Regions from separate parts of the Homo sapiens genome. Here region 1 is linked to region 2. Evidence: chromatin loops called from intact Hi-C (ENCODE). Cell type or tissue: mammary epithelial cell. All regions are shown on one strand. Links, peaks and the distances in the headings refer to the core of each region. The heading gives the core; the rest is flanking DNA.

The links. Hi-C counts contacts between places; a loop is a spot of excess contacts. Peaks named below come from ENCODE experiments on the same cell type or tissue, not always from the same donor. Only the 100,000 strongest peaks of a DNase experiment are listed, where the experiment ranks them.
Region 1: it touches region 2 in a loop (3-fold over the local background); 2 of 110 quality-filtered maps call a loop at or near these places.

Annotation. Positions count from the first base shown.
Region 1 is chr17:4,320,609-4,336,598 of GRCh38, reverse strand. All of the region lies in intron 1 of UBE2G1 (ubiquitin conjugating enzyme E2 G1), which reads left to right. Among named protein-coding and RNA genes, the nearest start is that of UBE2G1, 38 kb to the left of the region's middle. RefSeq lists an enhancer at 2,530-3,443. In mammary epithelial cell, for the core only: no CTCF peak of the experiment used is centred there; DNase peaks (open chromatin) are centred at 6,568, 8,768 and 9,798; H3K27ac peaks cover 4,461 bases.
Region 2 is chr17:4,386,640-4,402,629 of GRCh38, reverse strand. No RefSeq gene overlaps it. Among named protein-coding and RNA genes, the nearest start is that of UBE2G1, 28 kb to the right of the region's middle. RefSeq lists enhancers at 5,396-6,165, 6,503-6,582, 6,166-6,936 and a silencer at 8,956-9,005. In mammary epithelial cell, for the core only: no CTCF peak of the experiment used is centred there; DNase peaks (open chromatin) are centred at 8,269 and 8,559; H3K4me3 peaks cover 296 bases; H3K27ac peaks cover 1,488 bases.

The DNA of each region.
Region 1 (15,990 bases), core at 5,246-13,245, 67 kb after region 2:
GCCTTGCACCATTGTACTTGAGCCTGGGCAACAGAGCAAGACCCTGTCTCAAAAAAAAAAGTTTTTGTTGTAACTATATATTATGAAAATTTTGGTATATATAGTTTTATAACATATCTTTATAGATTGTAATCTTGATCATTATAAAAAATGACCCTTTTCTGCCTCCTTTAATATTCTTTCAGTTTGAATTCAGCTGGTTTTGAAAGGGTGTTGATGCTTGCTATGTATGCTTTTATCTAACCTTTTACTTTAACTTCTCAAAGTCTCTATTTTAGATTTGTCTCTTGTAGACCCTTGTAGTTGGATAAAGGTTAGTCTTGACTCAATTTGAGATGCTTTTAATCATTTACATTAATGTTATATATTTTGCTTTGCTTATATAATATTAGTGTATTTGTTTTGTTGTCATCTATATGTTTGCTTTTGGTTTTCTTTCTTTTCTTTTCTTTTTGAGACAGTCTAGCTCTGTCGCCCAGGCTGGAGTGCAGTGGCATGATCTCGGGCTCACTGCAACCTCCACCTCCCGGGTTCAAGCGATTCTCCTGCCTCAGCCTCCCGAGTAGCTGGAATTACAGGCGCCTGCCACCATGCCCGGCTAATTTTTGTATTTTTAGTAGAGATGGGATTTCACCATGTTGGCCAGGCTGGTCTCGAACTCCTGACCTCAAGTGATCCTCCCGCCTTGGCCTCCCAAAGTGCTGGGATTATAGGTGAGAGCTACAGTGTCTGGCTTGGTTTTCTTCCTTTAAACTACATGGTTTGTTTTCTTTATTTGCTATCCCTTCTGTCTCATTTTGTAAGTTATATACTGTATTTCGTTATGTCTAAGATACCGTTGGTGGTTGTGTGCTTCGTTATTTTGTATACCATTAATACAGTTAAATGCTGTCAAAGAAACTATGACGTACCATTGATTGAAATATGCATGCTGATTTCAGATAGACAAAAATGTGAAAAAGGTACATCTTAGAATAGATTAAACATGGTAGTTTGTAGTTCTATGGGTATTATAAAGCTATAGCTTTAATATATTTAAATCTATTATGTTTATCAAATAGTTTTTTCAGGAGTGGTTGTTTGAGTGCTCTTATGTTCAAAAATGTCTGTTAGTGGCTTTCACAAGCAACGTGATGTTTTGGCTGGTTACAGAATTTTTGGGTTACGTTTCCCTTTCTCTTAATACCCAGCAGACACTATTCCATTATCTTCTGGCATCTAGGGTTACTCTAGAGAAGTCTGGGGCCAGCCTGACTGTTTTTTTCCCTTTGTAGGTGACCTACTTCTGCCTGAGTATTGCTAGAATTCTTTCTTTATCCTTGAAGTTCAGTAACTTCATCAGGATATAACTCGGTCTTGGTGTGATTCTCTTACATTTTCCTGTTAAATGGTAAGCCATTCAAACTGCAGATTCAGGAATATTTTCTTATACACCTTTTAATATGCATTCATTTTTATTTTTCTTTACTCAAGAAACATCAGTTTTATGATTGTTTATCTTCATTTCCTGTCTTCCATTTCATTACTTTTCTAAATGCTTCCTTTGTTCTTTTCTGCTGTGCTCGATGTGATTTTCTTGAGATTTTGTTTGATATCATGTTTGTTTTCATCAGTATCAGGTTGACTACTTCCTATATATGATGGGGTTTTCATTTTGCCAGTGGCTTCAGTACTTCATTCAATTTTATATATTTATGTCTGTGAGTTGCTCTTTCAACTTGTCTCATTTATTTCCTCTTTTAAAAAAAACTTTTACTTAACAGTAAAAACAGGTAAAACCACCTGTAATCCCAGCACTTTGGGATGCTGAGGCGGGTGGATCAGTTGAGGTCAGGAGTTTGAGACCAGCCTGGCCAACATGGTGAAAGCTGTCTCTACTAAAAATACAAAAATTAGCCCGGCGTGTTGGTGGGCGCCTGTAATCCTAGCTACTCGGGAGGCTGAGGCAGGAGAATCCGTTTGAACTGGGGAGGCAGAAGTTGCAGTGAGCTGAGATTGTGCCACTGCACTCCAGCTTGGGCGACAGAGACTCCCTCTCAAAAACAAACAAACAAACAGGTAAAACCACATTGTTTTTGAGAAGATGGGTTAAAACCAGTTACAAGTGACTAATATTAAAATTTACTCTCTAAGAAGTGATGAGTAAAATGGTTTTATCAAGTCTTGTGTTTTATTAATGGCATGAAATATAGAAAAGCAGGCTTAGAGATACTATTTTTTACAGTTGGATAAACTTTTGTACACAGTAGAAATCTGATTTTGCCATGTGTTTTTTTGTTTATGAGGGAGAAGTGTTCAATGACTTTTTCCCAAAGATTTTTTTTTTTCATTCAGTGAATTACAAAATGTGCTAGAAAAATATAATGGAAATGTACCTTGCATGGTGGCTTATGCCTGTAATCCCAGCACTTTAGAAGGCCAAAGCAGGTGGATGGCTTGAGCCTAGGAGCCTAGGCTGCAGTGAGCCATGATCATGCCATTGCACTCCAGCCTGGGCAACAGAGTGAGACCCTGTCAAAAAAAAAAAACCATGGAAATTATAACTGACATGTTCTGCCATTCACGTGCCACAATTCAAGACCTGCTATGTGATTTTCTCCTGAATGCCAGTCTTTGTTTTCTTCTGAGGAAATGAAGGTGATCAGTGATAAGCCCCCTGGTCTTCATTCAGGGTTGAAGGGAATAGTGAAAACTGTGAACGTGTACAACTTGTGGTTACTAAGAGTGAGACTTTGACTGCGAATTAGGCAAAAGGTGTAAGTCTTTTACTTTTTTTTTTTGAGACGGAGTCTCACTGTGTCACCCAGGCTGGAGTGCAGTGGTGCAATCTCGGCTCACTGCAACCTCTGCCTCCTGGGTTCGAGATTCCCCTGCCTCAGCCTCCCCAGTAGCTGGGACTACAGGTGCGTGCCACCACACCCATCTAATTTTTTGTATTTTTAGTAGAGACGGGGTTTCACTGTGTTAGACAGGATGGTCTCGATCTCCTGACCCTGTGATCCACCCGCCTCAGCCTCCCAAAGTGCTGGGATTACAGGTGTGAGCCACCACACCTGGCCAGCGCCCAGCTAATTTTTGTATTTTTAGTAGAGATGGGGTTTCTCCATGTTGGCCAGGCTGGTGTCGAATTTCTGACCTCAGGTGATCTGCCTGCCTCGACCTCCCAAGTGCTGGGATCACAGACAGAGCCACCGTGCCCGGCCCGTCTTTTACATTTTACATATTTTAGCTGTTTAGGGAACAGCTTCGCCCGTAAGTTTTTTTCTTCTCTTCTTTTAAAATGATGGCTGAGATACACACATTCTTTACATTACTTTTGATGTGAACGAAGGTCATTTCAGTAGACTTGCACATTTAGAGTATGCCAGCAACTTACTCAATATTGCGATAGGTGGAATTTACGGTCTGGCGTCTGAATTGTAGCTTATCCTCAACCATCAAAATTCCTACCCAAATTTCTTGTGTTCCAAACTTAAGAATTGTTGTGTTTCATTGCCAATAACATGGCTTTTTCCTAAAGTGATACATATTTTTAAGTAATTCATTTCTTGGGCAAATATTTACTGCCAGAGACTGTCACAGGTCCTGGGGCTATATCAGTAAATAAACAAAAACCCTTGTTCTTATAGAGCTTGCTTTGTAGTTAGGGTAGGGGAGAGAAGAATTAATAGAAAGTGTAGAGTGCTGTGTGGAAACTAGAACAGGGAAAGAGGATAAAATAAGGAGTGTGTAAGGGGGTGGGGTTTCATTAAAAATAGGGTGACAGTGGACCGAGGAACTCAGGTGAATGAGTGAATCATGCAGAGGTTAGGTGAGGCAAGCACAAGGGCCCTGAAATGGGGCTGACCTGAACGCTGGAGGGAGGTGGCAGAGCGGTTAGCTGAAGGTTGGAGAGAGATGCTGGTTAAAGCCCCTGAACGCTGGAGGGAGGTGGCACAGCACTTAGCTGAAGGTTGGAGAGAGATGCTGGTTAAAGCCCCTGCGGTGGCAGAGCGGTTAGCTGAAGGTTGGAGAGAGATGCTGGTTAATTCTGAAGGACCCTATAGGCCATCACACAGGCCATTGCTCTGAGTGAGAATGGGAAGCTGTTGGTATAGTGACATGATGTGACTCACATTTTTCCAGGATTACTTCTGCCTGCTGGGTTGAGAGTAGATACAATAGGGAAGGTATTTTCCATAGTACCCCAGCACATGCATTTTTATTAAACATTTGTGGCTGAAATGAAAGCTTCACCAACAATAACCCTATTTTATTTTTTGTTTCTGTTAGGAAAAATGAGTGCTGGTTATGTTCCACTAGATCTATTTCATGACTGTGTGACTTACGGTTGAAAAACACTGCCAAATAGAATATAGCCTCTGACTTAGTGGACAAGAAGTAAAATTGAGGTTTGTGTATGAAAGCAAAGTGAACACAATGTAAAATAAAAAAAGAATAAAAACTTAAAAATCAACATTATGTATATGTATATATACTTAGCTTTAAAAAACCCAAATAATCAAATACCAGTGATTCAAGAGGCCTAATAGTGAACAATGCATTCAGTGAAGGATAATGAAGAATTCCCCAGAGGCAACTGCTTTTTAAAACCTTTTAGGTTCAGATCTCCTGGGGGCTTAACTCCATGCTTCTAAATAATATATTTATAGTGTTTATGTTTTGGTTTATCAACTTTAGACATTCTCTGTTGACTTCTTGCTATGACAGATGTTTTCAGTCCCACTTCTCACTACTGATCTCCCTCGTACGACGGTCACTGAACTGGCGCCTCTCTGGGGTTCTGCCCAGAAGATTAGCCTTCCTCCTTCGCTGCAGCTCCTCTGTGAGTATTCTGCTCTCTGCTCCCTCCACTCTGCTTACTCAGTTCACGTTCTTCCATCCGTTTTCATCTTTCAGAGCCATGGGCAATCCACCTGGTCTTTTTAATATACTTTAAATTAAAAAGTTATTTTTTAATTTCTTTAGAAAAATTTATTTAACTTCTTAGGAGGGAAGAGGAGATAAGCACATGTGCCCGCACTGACACCTTGAACTAGAAGACACGATTAGGCCAAAGCTTTTTGTTGTCAAAAGTGTGTAGTGTATGTGTTTTAAGAGTTAGATATATTCAGAATATCTTATCTTTTAAAAATTGTAAATATTTCCCCATGTCCTGAAATATTCTTGTAAAGTATTTTAAATAGATGCATAGCATTCCTTCATATGCTGCTACTATCATATTCCCCACATCTTGACTTCTGGGTTTTCAAATTATAGTTGTAAACCACTTAAATTATAATTAGTGCTTCTGTGGATTTTCCTTATGAAAACATTTATACATAATCCTTGATTATTTCTCTTCGGATAAATTTCTGGTCATTTCTTAGTTAAGGAAAATAAATATTTTTGAGGTTCTTCATAAATATTACTGATTGCCTTCTAGAAAGGCTTTGCTAATTTGTATTTCCACTATTAACTGTATCAAAGTGCCACTTTTTATTGTGTTCTTCATACCACCAGGAACTTTAAAAAATGTTTGATTCTGCTAGGTAAAAAGAAAATTATTTTAAAAATTCCCAAGAAAGGTGAACACCTTGACAGTTTGGAATGTGTGTGTGTGTGTGTGTGTGTGTGTGTGTGGTTTTAAAGGTTTATAAGAGTAATTATTTGCCTTTTAATTTTTTATGGCTATTTTGGCATTTAGAAATTTTATTTTTCTGGCCAGGGCACAGTGGCTCATCATGCCTGTAATCCCAGCACTTTGGGAGGCCAAGGTGGGTAGATCTGTTGAGGTCAGGAGTTTGAAACCAGCCTGGCCAACATGGTGAAACCCCGTCTCTAATTAATAAATAAATAAATAAAATATATTTTATTTATTTGAGATGGAGTTTCACTCTTGTTGTCCAGGCTGGAGCGCAATGGTGCGATCTTGGCTCACCGCAACCTCCGCCTCCTGGGTTCAAGCAATTCTCCTGCCTCAGCCTCCCAAGCAGCTGGGATTACAGGCATGTGCCACCATGCCTGGCTAATTTTGTATTTTTACTAGAGACAGGGTTTCTCCATGTTGGTCAGGTTAGCCTCGAACTCCTGACCTCAGGTGATCCGCCCACCTTGGCCTCCCAAAGTGCTGGGATTACAGGCATGAGCCACCGCGACTGGCTGAAATTTTATTTTTTTAAAATCATCCAGCTAAGTAGGCTTTCCCATTTATTTATTTTTTGACACTTAGAGTAATGTTTCCCATTCCTAAAATCAAATAAGAGTATGCAAAATGTGAAGATAGCTTTGAATTTGGAGTGGCGTATGGAAAAGTGCCTGGGAGAAACTTGGCGGCAGTTGATTTAGAAACAATTAGGCTTTGGCTTGTGTTAAAAATCTGTGGATCATTTAGATTTTCGATTGTTGCTGTCCCCATGTCTCCTGTTGCCCCATACTATAGATGGTGTTAAATTGTTAGACACTTCCATGAATGTACTTCATACATGTAAAACTTCGTAGATGCATGACTCATGGCTCTGGGTGGTCTAGCTAAACTAGTCTTTTACGTCATACGTGTAAAACTTTGTAGATGCAATAACTCATGGCTCTGGGTAGTCTAGCTAAGCTAGTCTTTCCACTCAAAGAGCACGATACTTAAGCTTTCTCCTGGTGAGTCATGAATTGTCATCAGGGAATTTCTCACTGTTTGGCTTAATTCGATTAGGAACTGCTACTGGTGATAGTTTAGTCCTTATTTAGTTTTAGTCTAAGAGAACCTTACTGACGTTACTATAAATCTAAAAAAAAAAAGCATACCTTTAAAAAAGCCTAATGGCAATGGACTAGTCAGGATAGTAAGAAAAAGTTATACTGGAAAGAGAGAGATGGTTTATGAATTGGTTACAAAAAATACATCAGTATTATTTTGAAGACAACCCTGATTTCAGTCATGGTTGAAATCCTTAACCAACCACAAAAATGTCTTACATTTTAAATATATTAAAGTCCTTAAATTATGGAAATAGTGTCTTCTAAGAAGTTGTTTAATAGTGGAAAGAAGAGTCTCAGTCTCTTTTTTTTTTTTGAGACAGAGTCTCATTCACCCAGGCTGGAGTGCAGTGGTGCCATCTCAGCTCACTGCAACCTCTACCTCCTGGGATCAAGCGATCCTCCTGCCTCAGCCTCCCCAGTAGTTGAGACCACAGACACATGCCACCATGCCCGGCTAATTTTTTTTTTGAGACAGAATCTCGCTCTGTCACCCAGGCTGGAGTGCAATGGTGCGATCTCTGCTCACTGCAACCTCCGCCTCCCAGGTTCAAGCAGTTCTCCTGCCTCAGCCTCTGGAGTAGCTGAGACTACAGGCACACTCCACCACGCCTGACTCATTTTTTGTATTTTTGTAGAGACGGGGTTTCACCATGTTGCCCAGGCTGGTCTTGAACTCCTGAGCTCAGGCAATCCGCCTGCCTCGGCCTTCCAAAGTGCTAGGATTACAGAAGTGTCTTTTTTTTTTTTTTTTTTTTTTCTTTTTGAGACGGAGTCTCTCTCTGTCACCCAGGCTGGAGTGCATGGCGCGATCTCTGCTCACTGAAGCTCCACCTCCCGGGTTCACGCCATTCTCCTGCCTCAGCCTCCTGAGTAGCTGGGACTACAGGCGTCCGCCACCACGCCTGGCTAATTTTTTGTATCCTTGGCTAATTCTTTGTATTTTTAGTAGAGACGGAGTTTCACCATGTTAGCCAGGATGGTCTTGATCTCCTGACCTCGTGATCTGCCCGCCCCGGCCTCCCAAAGTGCGGGGATTACAGGCGTGAGCCACCGCGCCCCGCCCACCATTGTCATGTTGTTAGTGCAGCACAGAAGCCCATCAAGTGGCAGTCAATAATTTCCTAATTTGTTTTTGAAAAAAACTTAGCTACATTCCAATTTTCTACGTGCTTAGGTTTCTTTTATAAGTTTGAATAAATGTATAAATAACTTCAGGGTTGTTTTATGGGTTCTTGGTACCTCACACAGATAAACTTGTAAATGGAATAAGATGTAGAGGAATGCAAAAGAAGCTAAGGAGCAAGCATGACAGCATCCTCTTATTTTATCGCCTTCTCCTCTGCAGTAGTCAGGGTACAGGGCACTGAATTCAGATCAAAATCATAGACTTTACTGTATCTCTTGCTGGCGAAAATATTTAAGTTATCTGACATTTACTAGGTCTATTAAATCACCCAAGGGAAGAACTTTTTTTGTATGCATACGGTAGTAAAGGGCTTTTGCAAAACCAGTATGTTGATATTTTGGACAACATAAAACAATATACACCTTGTACATTTACTTTAAAAATTAACTTGTGAAAAGCATTTCTCATTTTGTTTACTTAGTTTTTAAATAAAGCCAGACTAGTTTAGCTTAATATATGGGTTCTCAGCTGGGAGAACCAGATTAACCATCATTCTAGTCAAGGCTTTGAGTTTCCATTCTCTGAAATGATGACTTGCAACTTGGTGGAATTTGATATTCTTTCCAAAACTAAGAAATTTTGGTGATCCATTCGGAGTTATTTCTGCTCTCTTTCTTTAACAGTGAGACTGAGAGTATCGGTCTACTTGCACTGCACATGGGCCAAAATGGGCCTTTCACAGGAGAAGCTCTACACAAAGGAAAGGAGAAAGGGTTCCTGCAGAAGGAAGAGAAGGGCAGATTTGTTCTCAGAGGTCACTTATGTTAAGGCAAGGATGGCAGATGTCTCATCATGGATTTATTTGGCGGGTGTGGCTGCTGAGTACTGTATTGGGAGGAATCCTAAGTACGTGATAGGTTATTAATGGTGCTGTCTTTGGGTGTGGGCCACGTCGAAGGCTTGAGGGTGATTCAGAGTAATGACACAGTCCGTCTGTATTTTAGGACCTGCCACACAAGGAGGTAGGAATATGCTTGGCTTCCATTTGATGTGTCCCACACTTCTGATATGTATATTGGACTTTTTAACTACTCCATTCTACTCTTCCCCCTTCTCACTACTGTACTTAACTAAGTCTTAATAAACAAACACACAAACCGGTAACTCCTCATCCCTCTTTATCCTGAGCCCCTGGCAACCCCCATTCTATTTTCTCTCTCTGAGTTTGACTTCTCAAGGTATTTTCTTTTCTTTTTCTGTTTCTTTTATTTGTGACAGTCTCGCTCTGTTGCCCAGGCTGGGGTGCAGTGGTGTGATCTTGGCTCAGTACAACCTCTGCTTCCCGGTTCCAAGCGAATCTCCTGCCTCGGCCTCCCAAGTAGCTGGATTAGGGGTGCCCGCCACTACGCCACTACGGCTATTTTTGTATTTTTGTATTTTTTTTGAGACAGAGTCTTGCTCTGTCACCCAGGCTGGAGTGCAGTGGCGCGATCTCGGCTCACTGCAACCTCTGCCTCCCAGGTTGAAGCGATTCTTCCTGCCTCAGCCTCCCGAGTAGCTGGGATTAACAGGCATGAGCCACCATGCCTGGCTAATTTTGTATTTTTGGTAGAGACGGGGTTTTGCCATGTTGGTCAGGCTGGCCTCGAACTTCTGAACTCAGGTGATCCACCTGCCTCGGCCTCCCAAAGTACTGGGATTACAGGCGTGAGCCACCGTGCCTGGCCAATTTTTGTATTTTAGTAGAGACGTGGTTTTGCCATGTTGGCCTGGCTGGTTTCAAACTCCTGACCTCAGGTGATCTGCCCACCTTGGCCTCCCAAGTGCTGGGATTACAGGTGTGAGCCACTGCACCTGGCTGCAAGGTATTTTCATGTAAGTGGACTCATACAATATTTATCCTTTTGTATCTGGCTTATTGCACTTGGCATAATATTTTCAAGTTCATTCATGTTGTAGAATGTATCATAATTTCATTCCTTTTTAAAGCTGAGTAACATCCTGTTGTATGTATATACTGCACATTTTGTTTATCCATTCATCTGTTGGTTGACAATTGGGTTGTTTCCACGTTTTGACTGTTGTGAATAATGCTGCTTTGAACATTGGTGTACAAACATCTGTTTGACCCCCTGCTTTAATTCTTTTGCATATATAACCAGAAGTGAAATTGCTGGATCATATGGTAATTCTAAGTTTAATATTTTGAGGACATGCCATGCCGCCTTTCACAATGGTTGCATCCTCTTACATTCCCATTAGCAATGCATGGGGTTCTAATTTCTCTACATTCTTGTCAACACTTGTCATTTTCTGTGTGTGTGTTTAATAGCAATTCTAATTGGTGTGAAGTGGTATCTCATTGTGGTTTTGAATTTCTTCTATTATTAGTGATATTGAGCATCTTTGCATTGTGCTTGTTGACCAGACATCTTTTTATCTTTGGAGAAATGCCTATTCAAGTCATTTGCCCATTTTTGCATTGGTTTTCTTGTTGTTATTGAGTTGTATGAGTTCTTTTTGTATTCTGGATATTAATCCTTTATCAGATAGGTGATTTACAATATTTTTCCCATTTTTTTGGGGGTTGCTTTTGATGAACTAAAGTTTTAAATTTTGATCCAGATCATTTATTTTTTCTTTTGTCTCTATTGCTCTTGGTGTCATGTCCAAGAGTTTGTTGCTAAATCCAATGTCTTGAAGATTTTCTCTTATTTTTTCGCCTGAGAGTTTTAAAGTTTTAGCTCTTACGTTTAAGTTTTCAGTTCATTTAGAGTTATTTTTTGCATATCATGTAAGGAAAGAATCCACCTTCATTCTTTTGCTTATGGATACCCAGTTTCCCTAGTGTTGTTTATTGAAAGATTTTCTTTCCTCATTGAGCGGTCTAGTCAACCTTGTTGAAAATCAGTTGGCCATATATGCAAGGGTTTTATTTCTAGGCTCTTATTTTGTTTCATTGGTGTATATTATGTCTGTCTTTTTGCCAATACCACAGTGTTTTGATTATTGTCGTTTTGTAGTAAGCCTTGGAATCAGGACATGTGAGTTCTCCAACTTTGTTCTTGTTTTCAAGAATGTTTCGGCAATTTGGGGTGTGAATTTTAGGATGGGTTTTCCAAAAGTTGTTGGGATTTTGATACAGGGATTACATTGTATTTGTAAATTGCTTTGGGTGGATTTTTTTGTGTTTGAGGAAAAGATTCAGTTGTTTAGAAGTCTCTTAAGCTCTCTTTATTTTACTTTTGTCTTTCCAGCATATGTCTCTTTCATATATTCACTTATACAGAATAGTGTACATATGTGTGATACATGCAATGTAAATATGTACAATTTTAAGAGTTATTTAAAAACAAAAACCATGTAACTGCTAGCAGGTGAAGAAATAGTTGGTTGAAGTTTTAAAACTACTGAAATAGAGTTATGACTGATGGACTACATTGACACGTCATCACCCACAATCCCATCATTTATATCAGGGTTCACTTTTGGTATTGTACATTCTATGGGTTTAGAGAAATATTTGACGTGTATCTTACCATTATAGTATCATACAGAATACTTTGATGGCCCTAAGAATCCTCTTCAGATTGAATTTTTGAAGATTTTAAACTACTTTTTTTTTTTGTTTTTTGTTTTTTTTGTTTGTTTGGTTGGTTTTTTTGAGACGGAGTCTCGCTCTGTCCCCCAGGCTGGAGTGCAGTGGCGCGATCTTGGCTCACTGCAAGCTTTGCCTCCTGGGTTCACGCCGTTCTCCTGCCTCAGCCTCCCGAGTAGCTGGGACTACAGAAGCCTGCCACCACGCCCGGCTAATTTTTTGTATTTTCAGTAGAGACGTGGTTTCACTGTGTTAGCCAGGATGGTCTCGATCTCCTGACCTCGTGATCCGCCCATCTTGGCCTCCCAAAATGCTGGGATTACGGGCGTGAGCCACCGCGCCCGGCCTTAAACTAGTTGTTAAATAGAGTATCCTATTCAACATTGTGGATTTTTCTAATTATTTTCTCAAGAAATCATTTAACTGGCTGGACATGGTGGCTCATGCCTGTGATCCCAGCATTTTGGGAGGCTGAGTTGGGAGGATCACTTGAATCCAGCAGTTTGAGACCAGCCTGGACAATATAGTGAGACCCCTATCTCACTTTATAAATAAAGCAATTGTTTCACTTATTTCCACATCCCCTAGATTTCCTGCAAACTGTAGCAGTACTATCTAATAGAAACATGGGAACCACACATGAAAGCCTAATGTGTGATTTTAAAATTGTAACCACATTTAGAAATGTAAAAAGATAGGTAAAATTCATTTTAATAATTCATTTAACTCAATATACCCAAAATATAATTTCAAGATGGAATCAGCATAACTTTTTTCTCACAAAGTCTTCAAAAATCCAGTTTATATTTTACATTTGCAGCACATGTTAAGTAAGACTAGCCACTTCTTAGGTGCTCAGTAGCCACATGCGACTAGTGGCTATTATATTAGAAAGTGCAGGTCTAACCTAAGAAGCTTGATTTGATTCAGTGTAAACATTTTGGGGGAGGGGCAAGAGTATGTCATAGATGAAGCTTGTGTATACCATTTTGCATCAAATAAGAAGATACACATTCTTGGGTTAATGGTTCTAAATTCGAACAATTATTTGGTGATTGCCAGATTTCTCCGTTGCGAAGATGCATTATCTCTTTTTACTGGTGAGTAATCTGTGGGGTGATGCTTGGGCATCATATTCTGTTCTCCAGTGACCTTTTCACTTAATGGTTTTAGCATCCATTGATCATCCTTGCCTGGATTATTACATTAAGGGTTGCAAATGAAATGCTCTAAATATATCTATGTAACAAATTTCCACCCCTTTCTTCCATTATATAAAGCATTAAAAATACTAGTTACTGGCCAGGTGCAGTGGCTCACACCTGTAATCCCAGGACTTTGGGAGGCCGAGGTGGGCAGATTGCTTGAGCCCACTTCGAGACCATGATGCCCATGGTGAAACCCTGCCTCTACAAAAAATATAAAAATGAATTGGGCATGGTGCCATGTACCTATAGACCCAGCTACTCAGGAGGCTCGGGAGGATTGCCTGAGTCCAGGAGGTCAAGGCTTTAGTGAACTGTGATTGTGCCACTGCACTCCAGCCTGGGCGACAAAGCTGTTCTCTCAGCCCAGTCTCCTTAGTAAGATCTAATAATTTTTCCTTTGGGAGATGACTTTCTCTAAACTTTGGAGGTCAGCAATAAATTGAAAGGGACTAGTTTCTTATCTGATTAATTCATTTTCATTTTGATGAATTCGTATGCCTTCTTAGGTTCTTCCTTAAAATCCTTAATTAAAGGAGTTTTGTCTTCATCATCATCCTGCATCAGAAACGGCATCAGTAATTGATATTTAATCTCATAGGTTGTGATGAGTCCTTACTTTTGTTTTACAGGTTGCTCTTAAGTATTGTTGGGTTTTCAGAGTATATCAGCAAAGGCTTTAGCTTAACATCGCTCAATTTTTTAAATATAAAAGCAATGTTAGCCTGACACGTTTTCTTTTTAAATTTCTTACCAAAGCACAAGATGGCATTCTTTAAGAAAGGTCTATTTTTGTCAGTTATAAATTTGCTTTCCAATATTTCTCCTTTATTAATAGTTTTCTGCAATTCATTGGGGGAAAGTTTGTTGCAGTCTCGCTATCAGCAGAAGCTAATTTATTTATCAGTGATATTTAATGTTATGCATTTATGTACTGTTCTTAAACCTCTCAAACAATTCAGGGCTTGCTTTGCAACTGAGCTGCTCACCAAATTCTCCTGTTTCTCTCCTTTCACCTCCATCACTTCGGAGATATGAAATGCACATTGCTGTTGCCACAGTGCTCGGTGGTTCCATGCTGCTGGTGGTTATACATTTTTGTATGAAGTATTACCGTAACTGTTAGACATCAACATTGCCTTCCATTTGTATTTCTGTTGCATAGAAACAGTCTTATGTGTGATACAGGGGATATACTTAAAGTCAGGGGCTCAGCTTTTGGTTCCCTTGCCTTTAAATAAATGCATTACTTCCAATTTTTTCTTTCAGTGTTTGTACTTTCCTAGGCCTCTTACATAGGTTCACCTGTATTTTCCCAGGACACCCCATTTTCTTAGAAGCCATTTTTACTTAATGTGGAGAAGATCATGTACAAGATGCCTTTCAGTAGAAGTTATATTTCATGCACAACATTTCTGATCATGCAGCAGGGCTCTCTTCTTTTGCTAATGTGATTATAAGGAGAAGAAGCACATACAAATAAATAGTTATTTGAATTAGAGAAATATAATCTCCTAATGCCATCTTAGGGAAGAGTTTGAGGAGGAGTTCAAGGCATGATAGGAAGATACAACAGAGGGTGAGTTAGTGTCAGCAGATCACAGCTACTTTGACATAATCACACCTGTTGTTCCCCTTTGGAAGAAATCTTGGATTGGACCTGGCATGGTCTGCTGCTTACATTATTCTTTCTTTCTTATGTCAAGAAGTGGGTGGAGACTACTTAGAGGAATGAGGAATCAACACCATCTTAATATGTGTTTGTGAGTAGAACATCTTGTATTTGTATTACCTGTTCCAGTTTTTAACTTTGTGCATTTTATGTGAATCCACTTCTTATACTTCCATTAAAAGTAGTTTAATACTTGGTCATATGTTAGAAACCTGTCATTCAGATTGTTGCATTTCAAAATGTAGACAAAGCTGTCATTCTGACTTGTTTGGCTTTTGAGTTTCATACCACACTTAGTCCAATCAAAATATAAAAAAGAAAAATTATGTTGCTAATTTTCAAATTTCAAACTTTTGCTTTAATTATAATAAACTTTATAGACACACATTTGAATCGCACACTAATAGCCTAGGAAAATTAGGGGTTTAAATGTAAATATTGCCTTCATCCCTTAGACTCTAAGTAATAGCAACAAACATTGGGCAAATTGGCTGGGTTCACCTGTAATCCCGGCACTTGGGTGGGCAGGGTTGGGGGGCGAGCTCAGGAGTTCAAGACCAGTCTGGGCAACGTAGGAAGACCTTGTCTCTACCAAAAATACAAAAAAAAGACAGACATGGTGGTTTGTGCCTGTGGTCCCAGCTACTCAGGAGGCTGAGGTGGGAGGATTGCTTGAGCCCAGGAGGCGGAGGTTGCAGTGAGCCATGAACACACTACTGCGCTCCAGCCTGGGCCACAGAGTGAAACTCTGTCTCCAAAAAAAGAAAGAAGGCCACAATGCTTAAAAAGCCCATCCAAATAATCAGAAAAAAGAGAATCACTCAATGTAAAAAAAACGGGGTGGGGGAATAAAAATATGTAAATGCACCAAAGATAAATTGCCAGTGGCAGAAGGATGCCCAGTGTTAGCCAGCAGTAAAAGTACCCAGTGTTAGCAAGGCTGTAGGGAAATAGTTGCCTACAGTGTTTCTGGGATAATACATTGAAGTAAACATTTTGTGGCTTGATATATATGTTCCTTTGACTTACAGTTCAGTTTATAGTTTATATTCTAGATATACTTCCACAGATGTACAAGGAGAGTGCAAAGTATTCTTTTTAAATTAATTTTTTTTTAAGATGGGGTCTTCCTCTATTGTTCAGGCTGGAGTGCCATGGTGCGATCATAGCTCACTGCAGCCTCAGACTCTCCTGGGCTCAAGAGATTTTCCCTCTTCATCCCCCAGAACAGTTGGGGCTACAGGTTCACACCGCCTGGCAATGGCAGCATTGTTTTTTCTTTTTATTTATTTTTAAAAAGACTTTTAAATATTCATAATTTCTTTTTTTTACTTTTTGTTTTTTTCACTCCTCTCAGCTCATACCTAGGCAGCATTATTTATATTTGAGGGGGAAAACGAAAAGAGGTATGGTGGTGGGAACGAGTTATCTAGTGTTCAGACTATGCTAAGTGGCCATCAGTTATACAAGGATGATTCCATTTCTGTATAGTATATGGTGGTGTAGCCTAAGTCTGAAAGAATACACAGCAAATTGTTAGCAGTGGTTGTCTTTGGAGAGCAAGAAGGTAGTGTCTAATGCCTTCTATTTTATTTTCCTATGTTACTTTAGGATACATGGCCTTTTTTCATAATTTAAAAAATCAAAGTACATAAAA
Region 2 (15,990 bases), core at 4,019-12,018:
AGCCTAACCAACATGGAGAAACCCCGTCTCTACTAAAAATACAAAATTAGCCGGGCATGGTAGCTATGGAGGCTGAGGCAGGAGAATCGCTTGGTGAGCTGAGATCGCGCCATTGCACTCCAGCCTGGGCAACAAGAGTGAAACTTGGTCTCAAAAAAAGAAAAAAACAACCAAAACCATAAACGTATTCTCTCGAATGTTTTCTCTCCTGGGGGGCAGAAGTCTGAAGTTGGTATCGCAGGACTGAAATGGAGGTGTCAGCAGGGTCATGCTGTCTTCAAGGCTCTGGGAGAGTCCCTTCCTTGCCTCTTCTAGCTGCTGGCTGCTGGCAGTCCTTGGCTTGTGTCTACTTCGCTCCAATCTCTCTCCATCTTCACATTACCTTCTCTCCTTCTGTCTTCTCAAATCTCCCTCTGCCTCTCTCTTATGGGACACCTGTGATTGCATTTAGATTCATCCGGGTCATCCAGGATAAGCTCTCCATCTCAAGATCCTTAGCTATCACATCTGCAAAGACCCTTTTCCCAGATAGGGTAACATTGACAGACTCTAGAGCAGTACTCCCCAAGCTTTGTGGCACCAGTTCCTGTTTTGTGGAAGACATATTTTTCCATGGATGGGTGACGGGTGATGCGGGGGATGGTTTCAGGAAGATTAAAGCACATTACATTGATTGTGTACTTTAATTGTATTATTATGACATTGTAATATATAATGAAATCATTATACTTCACCATAATGTAGAATCAGTGGGAGCCCTAAGCTTGTTTTCCTGCATCTAGATGGTCCCATCTGGGGGTGATGGGAGACAGTGACAGATCATCAGGCATTAGGTTCTCATGAGGAGCGCGCAACCTAGATCCCTTGCGTGCCCGGTTCACAATAGGGTTTGTGCTACTATGAGAATCTAATGGCCCCAGTGATGTGACAGGAGACAGAGCTCAGGCAGAAATGTGATCGATGGGGAGCAGCTGTAAATACAGATGAAGCTTCGCTTGCTGGCCCACCACTCCACCTACTGCTGTGAGGCCTGGTTCCTAACAGGCCAGGGACTGTTAGTGGTCCGCGGCCCAGGGACTGGGGACCCCTGCTCTAGAGTTTAGGACCCAATATAGTTGGAGTCCATTATTCAGCCTACTATACAGTGTAACCGCCACCCAGATCAAGATACAAAAGAATCTTTTGCTGAGCGCGGTGGCTTACACCTGTAATCCCAGCACTGTGGGATACCAAGGCGGGTGGATCGCCTGAGGTCAGGAGTTCAAGACCAGCCTGGCCAACATGGTGAAACCCCTAAAAATACAAAAAAAAAATTAGCCAGGCTTGGTGGCGGAAGCCTGTAATCTCAGCTACTTGGGAGGCTGAGGCAGGAGGATCGCTTGAATTTGGGAGACAGAGGTTGTGCTGAGCCAAGATCATGCCATTGCACTCCAGCCTGGGCAACAGAGTGAAACTCTGTCTCAAAAAAAAAACAACAGATTCTCTTTATCCCAGAAAGTCTCCTAGACCACGGGTAACTGCTCTTCTGACTTGTAACACCGTAAATGAAATTTTCGTCTTTTTGAACTTCATGTAAAGGCATCATACTACGTCTGTATTAATCATACTGTGTATATGTATTTCTCTCAAGGATATCTGTGAGATTCATCCACATTGTTACCTGATTCAGATCTTTTTAAAAATTTTTTCTTTTTTTTTTTTTTTTGAGACGGAGTCTTGCTCTGTCACCCAGGCTAGAGTGCAGTGGCAAGATCTCCACTCGCTGCAACCTCTGCCTCCCGGGTTCAAGCAATTCTCCTGCCTCAGCCTCTCGAGTAGCTGGGATTACAGGTGCCCGCCACCATGCCCAGCTAATTTTTGTATTTCTAGTAGAGACAGGGTTTCACCATCTTGGCCAGGCACATCTCAAAACTCCTGACCTTGGCCGGGCGCAGTGGCTCACGCCTGTAATTCCAGCACTTTGGGAGGCCGAGGCGAGGTCAGGAGATCGAGACCATCCTATCCTGGCTAACACGGTGAAACTCCGTCTCTACTAAAAATACAAAAAATTAGCCGGGCGAGGTGGCAGGCGCCTGTAGTCCCAGCTACTCGGGAGGCTGAGGCAGGAGAATGGCGTGAACCCCAGAGGGTAGAGCCTGCAGTGAGCTGAGATCGCGCCACTGCACTCCAGCCTGGGCGACAGCAAGACTCCGTCTCAAAAAACAAACAAACAAACAAAACAAAAAAAACCCTCCTGACCTTGTGATCCACCTGCCTTGGCCTCCCAAAGTACTGGGATTACAGACATGAGCCACCTCGCCCAGCCTCTTTTTTTTTTTTTTTTTTTGAGACAGAGTCTCAGTCTGTCGCCCAGCCTGGAGTGCAGTGGTGCAATGTCGGCTCACTACAACCTCCGCCTCCCAGGTTCCAGCAATTCTCCTGCCTCAGCCTCCTGAGTAGCTGAGATTATAAGTGTGTGCTCCATGCCTGGCTAATTTTTGTATTTTTATAAAGATGGGGTTTCACCATGTTGGCCAGGCTGGTCTCGAACTCCTGACCTCAGGTGATTCACCTGCCTTGGCCTCCCAAAGTGCTGAGATTACAGGTGTGAGCCACCACACCCAGCTCTAGATAGCCTTTTAGATACAAATACTGCCTTAGTCCGTTTGTGCTACTACAGTGGAATGCCTGAGACTGGATAATTTATAAGAAACAGAAATTTATTTCTCATAGTTCTGGAGGCTGGGAAGTCCAAGATTAAGGTGGTGGCATCTGGTGTGGGCCTTCTTGCTGTGTCTTCACATGGCAGAAAGCAGAAGTCAAGCAGGGACAAATGCTGTGTTCTCACATGTCAGAAGAGTGAAAGGACAGAACCCACTTCTGTGAGCCCTTTTAATGGCAGCATTTATGTATTCATGAGGGCAGAGCTCTCATGACCTAAACACCTCCCACTAGGCCCTACCTCCCAACACTGTTGCATTGAGGATTAAGTTTCCAATTCACCAGGTGTGGTGGCTCATGCCTGTAATCCCAACACTTTGGGAGGCCGAGGTGGGCAGATCACATGAGGTCAGGAGTTCAAGACCAGCCTAGCCAACATGGTGAAACCCTGTCTGTACTAAAAATACAAAAATTAGCCAGGCATGGTGGCAGGCACCTATAATCCCAGCTACTTGGGAGGCTGAGACAGGAGAATCTCTTGAACCCGGGAGGCAGAGGTTGCAGTGAGCCAAGATCACACCATTGCACTCTAGCCTGGATGACAAGAGTAAAACTCCATCTCAAAAACAAAAACAAAAAAGTTTCCAATTCATGAATTTTGGGGAACACACTCAGACCATAGCAAATATACTACAATTTATTTATCAATTATCCTATTTCCAGTTTAGAGCTATTAAACAAAACTGCTGCAAACAGGCTGGGCACAGTGGCTCACGCCTGTAGTCCCAGCACTTTGGGAGGCCGAATTGGGTGGATCACTTGTGGTCAGGAGTTCGAGACAGGCCTGACCAACATGGTGAAACCCTGTCTCTACTAAAAATAAAAAAAAAATTAGCCGAGCATGGTGATGCACGTCTGTAATCCCAGCTACTCGGGAGGGCTGAGGCAGGAGAATCACTTGAACCCGGGAGGTGGAGGTTGCAGTAAGCTGAGATTGCACCATTGCACTCCAGCCTGGGCAATAAGAGCAAAAACTATGTCACAAAAACAAACAAACAAACAAAAAACTCTGGTCTTTGCACAGCCAGCTTTGCGTGAATTACTCTTTCTCCGTTGCAATTCCCCTGTCTTGATGAATCGGCTGTCTAGGCAGCGGGCAAGGTGATCCCCTTGGGCAGTTATACAACCAGCTTTCCATTTTGCAAACAGTCTAATGATCTTTACTTAGATTTTAAAAATCCTGTTTGACAATGATTATCTAATATATTTTTTTCATATCAAATGTTTCTATCCAGTGGGAATCTCTGAACTGGATTTTTCCAACATTATCTCCCTTTGCAGCAAATTTGAAATAAAAAATTTTAATCTGTGGTCATATAAGTACATCTTCTCACGTCCTCTCTTCCCACCACCTCTGACACATACCTACACTTTGATGATTATTATTATTATTTTATTTATTTATTTTGAGATGGAGTGTCTGCTCTTGTTGCCCAGGCTGGAGTGCAGTGATGCAATCTTGGCTCACTGCAACCTTCACCTCTCCGGTTCAAGCGATTTTCCTGCCTCAGCCTCCCGAGTAGCTGGGATTACAGGCACCAGCCACCATACCCAGCTAATTTTTGTATTTTAGTAGAGATGGGGTTTCACCATGTGGGCCAGGCTGGTCTTGAACTCCTGACCTCAAGTGATCCACCCGCCTCAGCCTCCCAAAGTGCTGGGATTACAGGCGTGAGCCACCTGCCCATCCAGAACTACAATTTTAGAGAGAGCCACTCACAAGAGAAAATTGGGCAAGGAAAAAAAACTAAAATTTTCAATGAAGAAACTAGAGGGTAGGGGTGGGGAGGCATATCCACAGCCTCATCTTTTTTTTAAATATTTCTGAAAGATCCCCCAAGGTTCCTTTAACAGTTTCCTGGCACTCCTTAAACCCTGATGGCCTAAGGCCGGGTGTGGTGGCTCATGCCTGTAAGCACACCTTGGGAGGCCGAGGTGGCAGATGACCTGAGGTCAGAAGTTCGAGACCATCCTGACCAATATGGTGAAACCCCGTCTCTACTAAAAATAAAAAATTAGCTGGGTGTGGTGGCAGGTGTCTGTAATCCCAGCTACTCAAGAGGCTGAGGCAGGAGAATCGCTTGAACCCGGGAGGTGGAGGTTGCAGTGAGGTGAGATCGTGCCACTGCACTCCAGCCTGGGAGACAGAGTGAAACCCTGTCTCAAAAAAAAAAAAAAAAAGAAAGAAAAAGAAAAAGGAAGAAAAGAAAAGAAAAATGGCTGGGCACGGTGGCTCACGCCTGTAATCCCAGCACTTTGGGAGGCCGAGGCGGGCGGATCACAAGATCAGGAGTTCGAGACCATCCTGGCTAACACGGTGAAACCCCATCTCTACTAAAAACACACACACACAAAAAAAATTAGCCGGGCATGGTGGCACGCACCTGTAGTCCCAGCTACTCAGGAGGCTGAGGCAAGAGAATCGCTTGAACCCGGGAAGTGGAGGTTGCAGTGAGCCAAGATCACGCCATTGCACTCCAGCCTGGGCAACAGAGCGAGACTCTGTCTCAAAAAACAAAAACAAAACCTGGTGGCCTAAAGGGCACCCCACCTCCTCCCGCCCCCTGCCCCACATGGCACGTAAAAAGGGGAAGAAAAACTCAAAAGCCCAAGTAGTCAGCAGTCTCTGCCAATGGCAGATCAAAACAGCAGTAAAAGATCTGCAACCAAACGAGATTTGATTTACATAAGTCTCATTTTGATCATATTTTCTCCAGCGTCTTACCCCACCCTGGACTCCCCCGGCAGGTGTCCCAAGCCCCTCCCCTCCAGTTTACTCCTAACCCATCTTGAGGGCCTGGGCTCCCAGTTCCCTCCCTCAAAGGATCCGTCGTCTTTCAGACCCTCCCTGAGAGCAGAGACTGGTTTACACCGCCTGGAATCCAGTCCAGCAGGTGGTGTCAGGAACTGTAACCGATGGCATGTTCGCCAACACTGGGGTCCTGCAGGCAGAGCTGGAACTGGCCACTGGGACCCAAGCCCTCTGTGCGCTGCCCAGACCCACGCTCAGAGCCTGTGACTTCAGGACCCTCATCTAGAAGCTCCTGGAAGTTGGCCCAGAAGGATCTGCCCAGCACCCACCCACCCACCCCAGCCATGTCCAGTGGGAGCACAGGAAACGTCCCAGGGTCTGCAGAGGGATCCTACAGACCATTCTCTCTCCCATCTGCCTTCTTTTTTTGTTTGTTTGTTTTGTTTTGTTTTTTGAGACGGAGTCTCGCTCTTGTTGCCCAGGCTGGAGTGCAGTGGCGCGATCTCAGCTCACTGCAACCTCCGCCTCCCGGATTGCAGCGATTCTCCTGCCTCAGCTCCCGAGTAGCTGAGATTACAGGCATGTGCCACCACACCCGGCTAATTTTTTGTACTTTTAGTAGAGATGGGGTTTCACCATGTTGGCCAGGCTGAGCTCCTAACCTCAGGTGATCCACTTGCCTCGGCCTCCCAAAGTGCTGGGATTACAGGCGTGAACCACCGCCCCGGCCTCCTTGTGCCTTCTTTGTCATTGTAATTAACTGCTGGGGATACCTTTTGTTAACGGTAGAAAGTTATGCAAATGACCGAAACTGGTATTGTTATTACTAAGAGGCGCTGGGTTTCAAAATCACTTTGAATATTCTAGCACCGAATCTTGTCTGTCCTGTGCCTGGGGGCCTGCACACACTGTCTTTTTCCTCCTTTGTGAACGGCAGGGTTGAGGCCTTCCTGTTCGAGAAGTGGGTGGTTTGCCAAGCTACCTGGGGTGTACATAGAACTTGAACTTTGGAGTCAGACTGGCAAAGGCTGGCTGCTTCCCCTGCGCCTTGGTTACCGTTTGTCCTTACACAAGTCACTTGGCTTCTTGGAGTCTCAGTTTTGTCATCTGTGGAAGAGGAGTGAACACCCTCCTTAGAGACAGCTGCCACGGTGACCATCTGCGAGCTGATGGAGGTAGAGTTCCTGGTGCCCTTTAGGGTGGCAGTTGTGTCGGTACTCCCGAGGACCAGGACCAGGTGGCCGTGGCTGTCTGGAACTGCTACGGAAGAACGGGCAAGGCTGCCAGATTTCGCAAATAAAAATACATGCACACGGTTAAATTTGAATTTCAAATAAGCAGCTAAATTTTGTTGTATAATTATATCCCATGCAGTATTTGGAATATACTTATACTGAAAAATTAGTCGGGCGTGATGGCTCACGCCTGTAATCCCAGCACTTTGGGAGCCCAAGGCGGGCAGATCACCTGAGGCCAGGAGTTCGAGACCAGCCTGGCAAACATGGCAAAATCCTATCTCTACTAAAAATACCAAAATTGACCGGTGTGGTGCTGCACATCTGTACTGCCACCTACTTGGGAGGCTGAGGAACGAGAATTGCTTGAACCCGGGAGGCAGAGGTTGCAGTGAGCCTCAATCGTGCCACTGCACTCCAGCCTGGGCAACAGAGCGAGACTCTGTTTCTAATAACAATAATAATAATAATAATTCCTTATCTGAAATTAAATTTAACTAAGTGTCCTTTTTCTCTTTCTTTCTTTTTTTCTTTTTGAGACAGGGTTTTACCCTGTCACCCAGGCTAGAGTGCAGTGGTGTAATCATGGTTCACTGCAGCCTCGACCTCCTGGGGTCAGGTGATCCTCCCACCTCAGCCTCCCAAGTAGGTAGGACTACAGGTGCAAGCCACCATTCCCAGCTACTTGTTGCTTTTTTAAAAATTTTTGGTACAGATGGGGTTTCGCCGTGTTGTCCAGGCTGGTAACTGAGTGTTACTGTATTTTATCTGGCTATCCTAAGAAAAGAGGTTAAAGTGCTTAGAATGGGGGTTCTTGCTGCCCCTGAGAGATATCTTCATTTGGGATTGGCAACTGTGGGAGAGAGAGGGCAAGAGCCACTGGAATAAACATGGGCCAGGGAGGCTGAGGCAGGAGAATCCTTTGAACCTGAGAGGCGGAGGTTACAGTGAGCTGAGATTGCGCTACTGCACTCCAGCCTGGGTGTCAGTGTGAGACTCTGTCTCAAAGAAAGAAAGAAAGAAAGAAAGAGAAAGAGAGAGAGAGAGAGACAGAGAGAGAGAAAGAAAGAAAAAAGGAAGGAAGGAAGGAAGGCAGGAAGGAAGGAAGGAAGGAAGGAAGGAAGGAAGGAAGGAAGGAAGGAAGGAAGGAAAGAAGGAAGGAAGGAAGGAAGATGGGCCAAAGGAGGAGAAGGATCTAGAATACCAAGGCCTGGAGAGGGCAATGACCTCCTGGCCTGGTTCACTACCTGCTGATCTCAAGCCAGCAGCAAACACACTCTGGAAGCCTGGATGGGGGCTAGGCTTAGCTGGACCCAGCTCTCCAGCCTCCAGCCTACATACTACCCCCTCCATCAGTCAGGAGCCCGCTCCCCAACCCATCCATCCCTGAGCCAAGAGACAGCATGGAAGGAGCTACACCAAGGTGGGAAACCTGGAGCAAAGCTAGCTCTGTGTTAATTAGCCTCCAAGGAACCAGATTACAGGAAGCCAGGAGCAGGACACACCCCAGAGGTAGTTTAACTTGCTGTGGCCAGACTGGCCACATTCACATCCTGGGTTGGACATGTGACTACCCCATTCCTTTAGCCTCTGGGAGGACATTCATCTAACAAACATTTCTTCATGTCCTTTGTCCATCCCACAAACAACCTCCAACTCACCCACCATCCAACTCTCCCTGCTCCCGGGGGTCACCTGTCTGCTTCTCTCCCTCGGTTCTATCTCACCCCATTGTCCCCAGTGGGGCCACCTCTGAGGATCTCTGGGTCCATCCGGCTGCTCGGCTCACTCATTTTCACTCTCCCCACCTGCTGCAGCCTCCTCCCCACTCCCCATCGGTTCCAGCTCAGTTCCAATAAAAGCAGGTCTCATCTTGCCATTCCCCTGCTGCAAATCTGCCCGTTTTGCATTGGAGGGTAAGTCCCAGCCCTCAGGGAGAGAAAAGCAGGACAAACCAGGATGTCTGAGTAAAACATGCCTCTTCCAGTCTCCCCAGATAAATGTTACTCATCCCAGGTGAGGGGCTGCAGGAGACAGCTCCTGGGAGGGCCGAGGGTCCCGGCTGCCAAGCCATCTTATCTGCAAGGTGGGGAGTAGAGACACAGTGCCTCAGCCTGGGGCCAGGGCCGAAGCCCACTCCACTTACAGACGGGCCTCTGGGTTTCTATTGCAGAGGCTCAATCTTTTTTTTGGAGTTGGGGGACAGCGTTTCACTCTTGTTGCCCAGGCTAAAGTGCAGTGACTTGATCTCAGCTCACTGCAACCTTCACCTCCCCAGTTCAAGCGATTCTCCTGCCTCAGCCTCCTGAGTAGCTGGGATTATAGGCGTGTACCATCACGGCTGGCTAATTTTGTATTTTTAGTAGAGATGGGGTTTCACCGTGTTGGTCAGGCTGGTTTCAAACCCCTGAAGTCAGGTGATGCACCTGCCTCGGCCTTCCAAAGTGCTGGGATTACAGGTGTGAGCCACTGCACCTGGCCAATCTTATTCATAATATGAAAAATGTATATTAAGGGGGAGGGGGATGTTTTATTTATTATTATTATTATTATTATTTGAGACAGAGTTTTGCCTTTGTTGCCCAGGCTGGAGTGCAATGCAATGGTGCGATCTTGGCTCACCGCAGCCTCCACCTCCCAGGTTCTTCAAGCGATTCTCCTGCCTCAGCCTCCCGAGTAGCTGGTATAGGAATGCGCCACCATGCCTGGCTAATTTTGTATTTTTAGTAGAGACAGGGTTTCTCCATATCGGTCAGACTGGTCTCAAATTCCGGACCTCAGGTGATCTGCCCGCCTTGGCCTCCCAAAGTGCTAGGATTACAGGTGTCAGCCACTGTGCCCGGCCTCTTATTTATTTATTTATTTATTTATTTATTTTGAGACGGAGTCTTGCTCTGTAGCCCAGCCTGGAGTGCAGTGGCATGATCTCAGCTCACTGCAACCTCCGCCTCCCGGGTTCAAGCAATTTTTGCCTCAGCCTCCCAGTAGCTGGGATTACAGGCGCCCACCACCATGCCCGGCTAATTTTTGTATTTTTAGCAGAGATGGGGTTTCACCATCTTGGCCAGGCTGGTCTTGAAGTCCTGACCTCATGATCCACCCTCCTAATTTTTGTATTTTTAGTAGAGATGGGGTTTCACCAACTTGCCCAGGCTCGTCTTGAACTCCTGACCTCAGGTGATCCGCCCGCCTCAGCCTCCTGAAGTTCTGGGATTACAGGGGTGAGCCACTGCTCCCACCTGGGGGATGTTTTAAAAATGTACATTAAAACTATGAGAAAGAACATTCCACTTATCAGATTGGCAAAACAAACAAAACAAAATCACTCAAGTGGGTGAAGGTGTCTGTTCTTTGCTTTTTGTTTGTTTGTTTGTTTGCTTGAGACAGGTCTCCTTCTGTCACCCAGGCTGGAGTGCAGTGGCACGATCATGGCTCACTGTAGCCTGAACTTCCTGTGCTCCAGAGATCCTCCTACCTCAGCCTCCCAGGTAGCTGGGTAGCAGGGACCACAGGCGCGTGCCCGCCACACCCAGCTAATTTTTATATTTTTTGTAGAGATGTGGTTTTGCCATGTTGTCCAGGCTGGGGATGAAGGTGTCTGAAACAGGCACTGCCACACCTTGTTTGTTGGTGGGAAAGTTAACTGGTACAACCCCTTTATGGGGCAAACTGGTAATATCTATCAAAAAATGAAATACACAAACTCTTTGTTCCAGTAATCCCACTTTCAGAAATTTACACTACAGGTACACAGGTAACCCAAGATATATATAATATGCACCAGGACAGTCATTGCAGCATTGTTTTCTTTCTTTTTTTTCTCTCTTTTTGAGACGGAGTTTCACTTTTGTTGCCCAGGCTGGAGTGCAATGGCGCGATCTCAGCTCACTGCAACCCCTGCCTCCCGGGTTCAAGCGATTCTCCTGCCTCAGCCTCCCAAGTAGCTGGGATTACAGGCATGCACCACCACGCCTGGCTAATATTTTTCTGTATTTTTAGTAGAGACAGGGTTTCTCCATGTTGGTCAGGCTGGTCTCGAACTCCTGACCTCAGGTGATCTGTCCACCTCAGCCTCCCTAAGTGCTGGGATTACAGGCGTGAGCCACCGCTCCCGGCTGCAGCATTGTATTTTTTTGAGACAGAGTCTTGCTGTGTCACCCAGGCTGGAGTGCAGTGGCGCGATCTCTGCTCACTGCAAGCTCCGCCTCCCGGGTTCATGCCATTCTCCTGCAGCATTGTTTTCATAGCTAAAGTTTGGAACTACATGGCAGCTGGTTAAATAAATTATGCTACAACCATCCAATTAAATATTATGTACTAATACAAAGAATGAGGCAACTAGGTACTAAAATTAAGTCATCTTAGTTAAGATATATGCAAAAGTAAAGTGCCAAACAGTAAATATAGCATGTAAATTTGGTGATTTAAAAACACGTAGGGGGCCAGGCATGGTGGTTCATGCCTGTAGTCCCAGCAGATCATGAGGTCAGGAGTTCGAGACCAGCCTGGCCAATATGGTGAAACCTCGTCTGTACTAAAAATACAAAAATATTAACCGGGCATTGTGGCATGCAACTGCAGTCTCAGCTACTCAGGAGGCTGAGGCAGAAGAATCACTTGTACCCAGGAGGCGGAGGTTGCAGTGAGCCATCATGCTTCTGCACTCCAGCTTGGGCAACAGAGTAAGACTCCGTCTTAAACAAACAAACAAACAAACAAACAGAAAAAGCATGTGACTGGGCACGGTGGCTCACACCTGTAATCCCACCGCTTTGGGAGGCAAAAGTGGGTGGATTGCTTGGGCTTAGGAGTTTGAGACCAGCCTGGGCAACATGGTGAAACCCTGTCTCTGAAAAAAAAAAAAAAAAAAAAATTAGCCAGGTGTGATGGTGTGCACCTGTAGTCCCAGCCACTTGGGAGGCTGAGGTGGAGCATCGCTTGAGCTCAGGAGGTGGAGGTTGCAGTGAGCCAAGACTCCAACCTGGGTAATAGAGCAAGATTCTGTCTCAAAAAAAAAAAAAAATTTATAGGCTGGGCGTGGTGGCTTATGCCTGTAAATCTAGCACTTTGGGAGGCTGAGGCGGGTGGATCACGAGATCAAGAGATGGAGACCATCCTGGCCAACATGGTGAAACCCTGTCTCTACTAAAAATACAAAAATTAGCTGGGCATGGTGACGGGCGCCTGTAGTCCCAGCTACTCGGGAGGCTGAGGCAGGAGAATCACCTGAACCCAGGAGGCAGAGGTTGCAGTGAGCCGAGATCGAGCCACTGCACTCCAGCCTAGTGACAGAGCGAGACTCTGTCTCAAAAAAAAAAAAAAATTTTATATATATACACACACACACACACACACACGTAAATGTTACATATGTATTAAATGTCTCTAGAAAGATAAATAAGAAAGAGGTAACAACAGTGGGTGTCCTAGGGTGAAGCACTGTGAGACCAGGGATAGCAGTGGGAGGGAGACTGAATTTTTGGTGCCTTTTGACTTTTATGCATATATTTCATATGTATACATGAAATATGTATTTCATATTTTATATGTAAAAAGTATATATGCATATGTAAATAATTTCAAAAGCAAGCAACTTTTCTCCCGCAGTGTTCCACTAGAGAAGATGATAAACATATTAAATAGCTGCATGGCCCTGGGCCAGGTCCTCCCTCTCCCTGGACCTCAGTTTCTCGTTTAGACAATGGGAGTTTTGGATCAGGAGACTATTCCTACACTCTTCCTAAATCTTACTTCTAATCAGCCAAATGAATACTGGTGCAGTGACCATAAGATAACATTTGGCTGGGCGCAGTGGCTCACACCTGTAATCCCAGCACTTTGGGAGGCTGAGGCGGGCAGATCACCTGAGGTCAGGAGTTTGAGACCAGCCTGGCCAACATGGTGAAACCCCGTCTCTACTAAAAATACAAAAATTATTCGGGTATGGTGGCACGCTTGTAATCCCAGTGCCACTCAAGAGGCTGAGGCAGGAGAATCACTTGAACTCAGGAGGTGGAGGTTGCAGTGAGCCGAGATTGCGCCACTGCACTCTAGCCTAGGCGACACATCCAGACTCCACCTGCAAAAAAAAAAAAAAAAAAAAGCCGGGTGCGGTGGCTCACACCTGTAATCCTAGCACTTTGGGAGGCCGAGGCAGGCAGATTGCCTGAGCTCAGGAGTTCAGACCAGGCTGGGCAACACGGTGAAACCCCGTTTCCACTAAAATAAAAAAAACTAGCTGGGCGTGGCAGTGTGCGCCTGTAATCCCAGCTACTTGGGAGGCTGAGGCAGAATTGTTGAACCCGGGAGGCAGAGGTTGCAGTGAGCAGAGATTGAGCCACGGCACTCCAGCCTGGCAACAGAGCAAGATTCCATCTAAAAAAAAAAAAAAGAAAATATTTGATGGCATGCAGGGGGGATAATATAAAATGACATTGTTGAAACCAGGATGCAGTGCCCATCACCCGAGGGACAGGGTCATTTCTCTGGCACCGAGCAGGAGCCCATAGGCAAAGCTGCATCTGCCTGGGCTGGTGGATCCTGACGGGGCCCTGCTAGCTTCTGTGGAGGGTCGGCTCCCCAGGCCTTGGCAGCTTCTCCTGCCTCTGCCCACTGAGGCCCTAGTCTGGCCCAGGGGCGGAGCTGAAGCCTGGCCTATCCCTGGCTTCCTCCTTACTCTATCAGGCTCTGCATAGTTTACCTGTCTGCCTGGACTCTCCTCCCCGCCTTCTTTTGCCCATTCAAAGGAGGTAGCTCTTGCCTCATGCTAAAGCTGGGATCCTACCCAGCTCCTTTCCTGAGCCAGGTCTATGCAGGTGGCTGGGAGACCCGAGATGCCCGGCCACAGCAATCTGAGGCCTCAGAGTACACACAAGACCCAGCCTCAGCAGGAAGCCACCTTGTTCCAAAGTACTGGGTCTTCCTCTTAATATAGTACTGGGCCTTTCTCTTAATATTAGAAGCCAAAGGAAAAATACACGGGAATCAGAGGAGTCAAAACTGGACACATTTCCTGCTCCTCATTCCCCCTTCTTTTCGTCCTAAGTTTGGAATCAGGACTTGAGTTCCTGTCCTAAATTAGCCCTGGCTCCCTGAAGAAGTCACTCCCCTTCTTGGGGCCTCATCTGCAAGAAGAGGGGCTTGGGCCCAGACAGCTACGTATTAACAGGTGTCTCCAGGTGGTTCCAATGCAGCTCGTCAGTGACAGGCTTTTTTTTTTTTCAGATAGAGTCTCACTCTTTCGCCAGGCTGGAGTGCAGTGGCGTGATCTCAGCTCACTGCAACCTCCACCTCCAGGTTCAAGCAATTCTCCTGCCTCAGCCTCCTGAGTAGCTGGGATTACAGGCATGCGCCACCATGCCCAGCTAATTTTGTTTTTGTATTTTTAGTAGAGACGGGGTTTCACTGTGTTAGCCAGGATGGTCTCAATCTCCTGACCTTGTGATCCGCCCGCCTCAGCCTCCCAAAGTACTGGGATTGCAGACATGAGCCACTGCGCCCAGCCTCTAGTGACAGGCTTTAAGAAGCAGCTGCGGCCCGGCACGGTGGCTCACACCTGTAATCTCTGCACTTTGGGAGACTGAGGCAGGCGGATCCCTTAAGGTCAGGAGTTCGAGACCAGCCTGGCCGACACGGTGAAACCCTGTCTCTACTAAAAATACAAAAATTAGCCGGGCATAGTGGTGGGCACCTGTAATCCCAGCTACTGTGGAGGCTGAGGCAGGAGAATTGCTTGAACCCAGGAGGCGGAGGTTGCAGTGAGCTAAGATCGTGCCATTGTGCTCCAGCCTGGGCAACAGAGAGACTCTGTCTCAAAAAAAAAAAAAAAAAAAAAGATAAAGGGCAAAAGGGCAAACCCAGTGTGTTGCAACAACTGGAATGAATCTTAAAATAATTATGCCAGCTTGGGCAACGTAGTCAGACCCCTGTCTCTACAAAACATTTCAAAATTAGCCAGGAGTGGTGGTATGTGCTGGTAGTCCCAGCTACCTGGGAGGCTAAAGCAGGAGGATTGCTTGAACCCAGGAATGTGAGGCTGCAGTGAGCCATGATTTTACCACTATACTCCAGCCTGGGAGACAGCAAGACTCTGTCTCAATAATAATAATAATAATAAATTAATTAATTAAAAATAAATAAATGGCCAGGCACAATGGCTCACGCCTGTAATCCCAGCACTTTGGGAGGCCAAGGTGGGTGGATCATGAGGTCAGGAGTTTGAGACCAGCCTGGCCAACATAGTGAAACCCCCATCTCTACTAAAAATACAAAAATTAGCCGGGTGTGATGGCGGGTGCCTGTAGTCCCAGCTACTCGGGAGGCTGAGGCAGGAGAATCGCTTGAACCCGGGAGGCAGAGGTTGCAGTGAGCCAAGATTGCACCACTGCACTCCAGCCTGGCGACAGAGCGAGACTCCATCTCAAAAAAAAATAAATAAATGAAATAAAAATAAATAAATAAGTACAATAATTATGCTGAGTGAAAGAAGACCAAAGAGAGTACATATGTTTGCTTTCATTTACAAAAAATTCTAGAAAGTGACAGAACGGGGATCAGAAAGTGGCTGGAGTGAAAGGAAAGAGAGAAAGATTACAGCAAGGCACAAAGAAACTTTTAGGTGTGATGGAGAGGTTTATTATCTTAATTGAGTGATGTTTTCGTGAGTGCTTACATATGTCAAAACTCGTAAGTTGTATGTCAATTATCAGGTCATTTTAAAAGGTGGTTATGAAGGAACACGTGTTGAGCATACCCTAAATGCAGCCAGACACTGAAGTTGCTTGTGGAAATCAACTGGATGCTTTTTTTTTTTTTTTTTTTTTTTTTTGAGATGGAGTCTTGCTCTGTTGCCCAGGCTGGAGTGCAGTGGCATGATGGCTCACTGCAACCTCTGCCTCCTGGGTTCAAGCAATTCTCCTGCCTCAGCCTCCCGAGTAGCTGGGATTACAGGCACTCGCCACCACACCCTGCTAATTTTTGTATTTTTTGGTAGGGACGAGGTTTCACCATGTGGGCCAGGCTGGTCTCAAACTCCTGACCTCAAGTGACCCACCAGCCTCGGCCTCTCAAAGTTCTGGGATTACAGGCATGAGCTGCTGCGCCTGCCCGTGGATGCTTTTAAGAACAAAGAAAAGAAAACCCAACTTGAAGTGAAACAAACAATAATAAAATGTACTATCTCATCTACCTGGAAAACCAGAGGCTACAGGTACAGTTTGACTGCTCCCCTCCTAGTACCAGACGCTATATTGAGCTACATCATGGAAGCCTCATAATTGTCACGGAACTTAGCTACAACAACAG